Regions from separate parts of the Homo sapiens genome. Here region 1 is linked to region 2. A link is an interaction called in ENCODE POLR2A ChIA-PET data of the cell type or tissue named here. Cell type or tissue: Panc1. All regions are shown on one strand. Each heading gives the region's core, and the rest is flanking DNA. Links, peaks and the distances in the headings are about the cores only.

What was found. Peaks named below come from ENCODE experiments on the same cell type or tissue, not always from the same donor. Only the 100,000 strongest peaks of a DNase experiment are listed, where the experiment ranks them.
Region 1: POLR2A ChIA-PET joins it to region 2 with 10 read pairs; 2 of 35 experiments call an interaction of 5 or more read pairs at or near these places.

Annotation. Positions count from the first base shown.
Region 1 is chr11:32,311,625-32,314,542 of GRCh38, reverse strand. No RefSeq gene overlaps it. Among named protein-coding and RNA genes, the nearest start is that of WT1-AS, 120 kb to the left of the region's middle. In Panc1, for the core only: CTCF peaks have their summits at 1,234 and 1,472 (motif pointing left); DNase peaks (open chromatin) are centred at 1,492 and 1,952; H3K4me3 peaks cover 695 bases; H3K27ac peaks cover 1,810 bases.
Region 2 is chr11:32,197,308-32,200,225 of GRCh38, reverse strand. No RefSeq gene overlaps it. Among named protein-coding and RNA genes, the nearest start is that of SNORA88, 55 kb to the right of the region's middle. In Panc1, for the core only: no CTCF peak of the experiment used is centred there; no DNase peak of the experiment used is centred there; H3K27me3 peaks cover 178 bases.

The DNA.
Region 1 (2,918 bases), core at 238-2,737, 110 kb before region 2:
GGAAAGCTGGCCACCCCAGGAGATGGCAGCCTCCTCCCCCCGGAGATTTGCAGTTGCAGACTGAAAAGTAACCGGCACTCAGGGCTTTACAAAGACTACCTCATTATCTCAGTCCAGCCTCTTAGTGATTCATCAGAGACTTAATCCTACTCTCTCCTTTTAACAGGTTAGGAAACAGGCTTAGAGCAGTTCATCAGAGGCTGCCTGGATGAACTTTTTTTTTTTGAGACGGAGTCTCGCTCTGTCGCCCAGGCTGGAGTGCAGTGGCGCCATCTTGGCTCATTGCAACCTCCACCTCCCAGATTCAAGCGATTCTCCTGCCTCAGCCTCCCAAGTAGCTGGGACTACAGGTGCCTGCCACCATGCCCGGCTAATTTTTGTATTTTTAGTAGAGACGGGGTTTCACCATATTGGTCAGGCTGGTCTTGAACTCCTGATCTCATTATCTGCCTGCCTTGGCCTCCCAAAGTGCTAGGATTACAGGCGTGAGCCACTGTGTCTGGCCTCGATGAACATTTTAATCATAGGTGGCCTAAAACTCTAACTCCAAGTTTAAAAGAAAGGAGAAAATTCCCATTGCCCCTTCCCACACCCTTAGCTGAGATCAGATTTCTCTCTGCTAGACACGCTGGGAGGACTTGGGTTAATGAGGACCCTTACTGCAGGGATGGGTGATGGTTGGTAATTAGCAATGGCCCTGGAGGTCAAGGTCCCCAGGCAGGGCCAGGGACAGTGAAAGGACTCAGGGCCCCAGGAACACACTCCCTAATTTTCCAGCATGAGAATGCTCTTAGAGGCCAGAGGGATTAGGTTTTGTGGGAGCCAAAGGAGGCAGCCCAGGACTGATGCCGAGGGGCCCACTCAGATTTCTCCCAGCCACATTTTCTCTGCACCACTGCAGCCGCCAGGATGCTGCCTGCAACCGTGACTCTGGCGGCTGCAGGCCAACAGCCCTACAGATGACAGAGGACACTGGGAGTTCTAAATGCGGGCCACACAGGAGGGATGCTTTTGCCACGGAGTTGATGGTCCTGATTTCCTGTCCTTTCTCACCCAACATTTTTATATGCAGATGAACCACAGTAAAAGGAACATCAGGGGTGTGGAGAAGGTGGGAAAGATTGCAGGAGAAGCAGCCTCAGGTATGTGAAGGGAGTGAGCCCTGTCTACCTAGGGGAAGCCCCTCCCCAGGGGCGGGTGCTGGGGCTGATTCCATGTCTCATAGCCTCTGCTTCTCTTGATCCCTTTCTGCATGGAGGACCCCACTCTGGGCTGCCCTTTGTCAGGCAGTGATTGTGCCCCTGGCTGCCATAGCCTTGGTTTCCTTCGCCTAAGAGGATGACAGAGTTCTTGGCTGTTGCGCTTTATGTGGACGTTGGCCTAGGGGATACAGTCACCGTCTTTCTTGTGATGACTCCTGGTGGTGGCTGCGATGACTCCTGGGCTGGTTGAGCAATTTTTAATTTCAAAACATCACAAAGCTCTGCCCTCTAGTGGTTCTTTGGGAAACATTCATATTCCCTGTGCGGGGTGCGGGTAGGAAGAGAACTTTTAATGCAAACTGGGTTGAAACAGAACAGCCAGAGAGCAGGATGACTTAGAGAGAGCTGAATCCTGTGTTCGTGAATCCGTGAATTCACAGCCGAACATCCCTTTCTGTCTCAATCGCCTCTTCCTGGCCATTGATAAGCTTGAGAACTGTCCGGTCCAATTTAGACTATTTTAATTAAAAAAATGAAACAACACATCCCTAAAAACAAAATTCAGTTTGGATTCCTTGCTTTTGCTCAGTGCAGTGCCTCTAAAGCCCTTTAACTTGTAACTGTTGTTTGTTCACATTACTGATAACACAGTTGATTCATGGATTGCATCAACCTGCCTCTTTATTTTCCTTATGAAACATCCCTTCGGCATTCCTCATCCCTTATAAAAGTATTCCTACTTTCTCGCTTGTTGATAAGAAAACGCCTTTAGTAACATACCCACCTCAATATTTGACTTTTTCCATTTCTTCAAAGTGAAGACAGATCTTAATTTAATATGGCAAGATGAACTGTGTGCTCCCTTCCTCAAGTTTTTAACTTTACCCTTAAGTTGACTCTTGCCTACTCAGTGACCTCGCACCCTAATTTTTCCGTTTACTTCCTGTACTGCATTTGAAGTGCCTATAAATCACATCTTAGGTCAACCCTTTCCTTAACATGAATAATATTTGTATTCTCGCTGTGCAATACAATTTTACAACAATGCCAATTAATTTTTTTGGCAGCCCAGACTTTCATTCTTTTTTTTCCTCTTCTTTTTCTTTTTCAAAGCCCTATTACATTGCAAGCCTGTCTTTTAGTGTTTGCAGTGATGGCTGCTTTGAAGCACAAACTTTGCATTTTTCGAGGCATATCTGGAAAATGTCACATGTGATGTTCTAGGTGGGCTGACCCAGTTTGCTGTGGGTTCACCCAGTTTGCTGTGGGTTCAGAGCAGAACTGGGCCCAGTCAGGGGCCGGGATGTGGCAGCAGAACCAGAAGGAGGGATTGGTGAGACAGAGACCATGCTAACTAGATTCTCAGCTGCTACTTGGGTTGGCCACTAACAGACTTACTGCCCCCTCGCCCCACCCCACCACATAGGACCCTCCTTTAATTAAAATAACACACTTTGATGATCTTGTATTCATTGGTTTGTTTCCAGAAGCTATCAAGTTGCATGTTGAAAAGCCAGTGAGGCAGAAAGAAGATCCACTGACTTCATCTCCCAAGCCAGGAGGGAGGGGAAATTCAGCATTTGGCATCGACAGGGTAAAAACAGATAGATTTTTTATTTCAATCATATCCTCTGAGAGTTTAGCTTCTTATGATAAGCTCTGGCCAGTTCCGATCATACCATTCTTTCCCCTTGTGAAAAATCATTCAACTGTAGT
Region 2 (2,918 bases), core at 185-2,684:
ACTGTTGTGCTCTGAAGCACCATCTTAGGAAGGTTGCCCAAAAGCCAGTTTCCTGTTTCTATTATTTCTGTTTAAGGTGGGATTGAAAATGTGTGAGATTAACCCCTAGATGCCAGGTGAATTGCAAGGCAACCCTTGCTGTAGTAATGCGTTTTTAATTAGCTTCTTATGTCAGAAAATTCCCAGCTCCGAGTGAGACAGAATTAAGGAGGAGAAAATTGTGTATTTGGTTTTCAGTCATGGAAAGAAGAAATTAAAAGCCGTGGAAAGCATGGAAATTAGGAAAGTGGGCCAATACCAATATCCATACGGATCCTGAAGGAGAATTCTGGGCCTATTTTCATGTCTATTATTTCACTGATTGAGTTAAATGATGACTTAATTATCTTAAATGTATCCTTTGGCATTCTTTTTTTTTTTTTTAATTCCAGGCACAATTTAGAAAACTCTGTATGCTGTGATGGTTTTGTAGCAATTCCTGTGTGTGTTGGCTTTTATTGCTCTCAGTATCAATTCTGAGAGTAGCTGTTGCCCCCTCTGCAATTGTCTCCCATTCCCAAAGTGCCCTGGCTTTAGATCCCTCAAATACTCAGAAACAAGGTAGATACAACAGCCTCTAGATAAAAATCATTCATATAGGACCTGCCCCTATAATGCACAGCCACATGACCAAGGATAGCTTGTTCTTCCCTCTACTCTGTAAGTACAGAACATAAAAAGGGGCAAGTTTCTAGATCACACTTGTAAAGTGTCTTTAGCCCACATATATTTGGGGATTTGGGGATCCTATTTGCAAAGGCAACTTATTTGTATGGATGAATCCCATGGTTATTGTTCACTAATCATGATGGTTGTGTGCTTTAGTAAGAGTAACAATTATATGTAGTATATTTAGAAAAATCTGGGTGATCTTGTCAGTTGACTTGCTGTTGTATATATATTTGGATATAGAATCACAATAAAGGTATTGCTCTTGAGCCATACAGGAAACACCTAAATAACACAACAAAATGATGCTAATTCTGCCAATGCCAGATTTGTGAGGAGATCCTCCTCCTCTTTCTCTTCTCTCTTTTTATTCTGTCGTTGTTGAGACAGGGTCTTGCTGTGTTGCCCAGGCAGGAGTGCAGCGGTGCAATCAGCTCACTACAGCTTCCAACTCCTGGGCTCAAGTGATCCTCCTGCTTCAGCCTCCCCAGTAGCTAGGGTTACAGGTGCACACCACCATGCCTGGCTAATTTTTTTTTTTTTGTAAAGATAAGGTCTCACTGTGTTGCTCAGGCTGATCTCAAACTCCTTGCCTTGAGTGATCCTCCTGCCTCAACCTCTCAAGTAACTGGGACTACAGGCATATACCATCATGACCAGCTAATTTTTAATTTTTCTTTTTGTAGAGACAGGGATCTTGCTATGTTACACAGGCTGGTCTTAAACTCCTGGGCTCAAGCAATCCTCCTCCCTCAGCTTCCCAAAGTGCTGGGATTATAGACATGAGCCACTCTGCTGGGCCTCAATCCCCGACTCTTTTGTCATTCATACATGAGCTCAGGAACATTGGCTGAACTCTGTCTGGGCAAGGAAGGAATAAGAGACACTCTTGTTTTCATGGTGCCTGTGGTCAGCAGGGGAGATTAACATATAAATTAGTAATTGATAATGTTGCATGATGGATACAGCAATGAAGTACTCACCTGGAGAGAGTGTGATTAATATTTTCCAAGGTTTCCAGTAATGTTTTCTGTTGCAGAAACCTTGTTTTGTTTGCAACTTGTGTTCCAAAGGAGAGTTTCTAATTCTATCAAGTGATCTGTGGTTAGTTCTCTGAAAGATGGGCCAGACTTCCAGTGATACTTAAGAAGTTGGGAATTGGGACAGCTGTAGTTGAGAAAGGACTAGGTCTGAAATGTCACTCACCTAGGGGTTCCTTGGGAATCACTGGGAAGACCTTGTCCAGAGTTCTGAAAATTTCTGAGAATTTGTCACTAAAGGAGTCAAGTAGGCTGTCCATGGTTCTACCCAGTAGTGTGCTTTCAATGTTTAACACCTGACTCTCTGGGAAAAAAGAAGTTTATTATAAAATTTACCGATATAAAATATGCATAGCTCACAATTTACAAATAATATTAACGTATACAACATTGATTTCCAAGGACAGGGAAAATAAAATAAAGTATGAAATAAAAAGTTAAAAAATGCAACATATTGTATTGTAAATCTCACATAGTCAACTAATTATCACAGGACTCTTCCACCGATTTTTACTGAACTCATGTATCAGTAGCCAACCTATGGTTGCAATTCAACCATAGTTTGACAAAATCAGCTACAAATATGTGCTTGATGGCAGTCTGGTTCAACACAGAGGTTGCTCACATCATTGGTGAAGGAGTACGGTTTCAATGTGAAGGACACATCAAAGACATATCAGAACTTTACTCATTTGTCAGTAATATAAGATACTTCTTTAGAGAGGCAGATAATAGTTTTCAAATACTGGAAGAATATCTCAATGTTGTGTGCTATTCACAATGTAACAGCTAAAAGGTGACACAGTTCAGGTTTAATCTACGTTGTTAACATTTCCTTTGTCACTTCCTTAAATCTAAACAATCAACAAAACAATCAACTGAGCACTGATTGGTAGTGTTTGCTGATTTCTTTGGTGTAAATACTCCCACTATAGCCAATTTCAAGCCATAATGAGACACTGTGAAATACGGAAATGGGAAGAGAGGTGTAGTAGAACACTATTAGATAGTATTTCCACTACACAGGTATAAAAGCATATTTAGTAGTAAAATGAAGTCAATTAATTAGGAAGCAATGAGTTTGGAGTACTATATTTATTATCTTGTTTTTAATTTAAATTTAAATTTCTAGCTTTATTGGTGTCTAATTAACAAATAAAAATTGTGTAT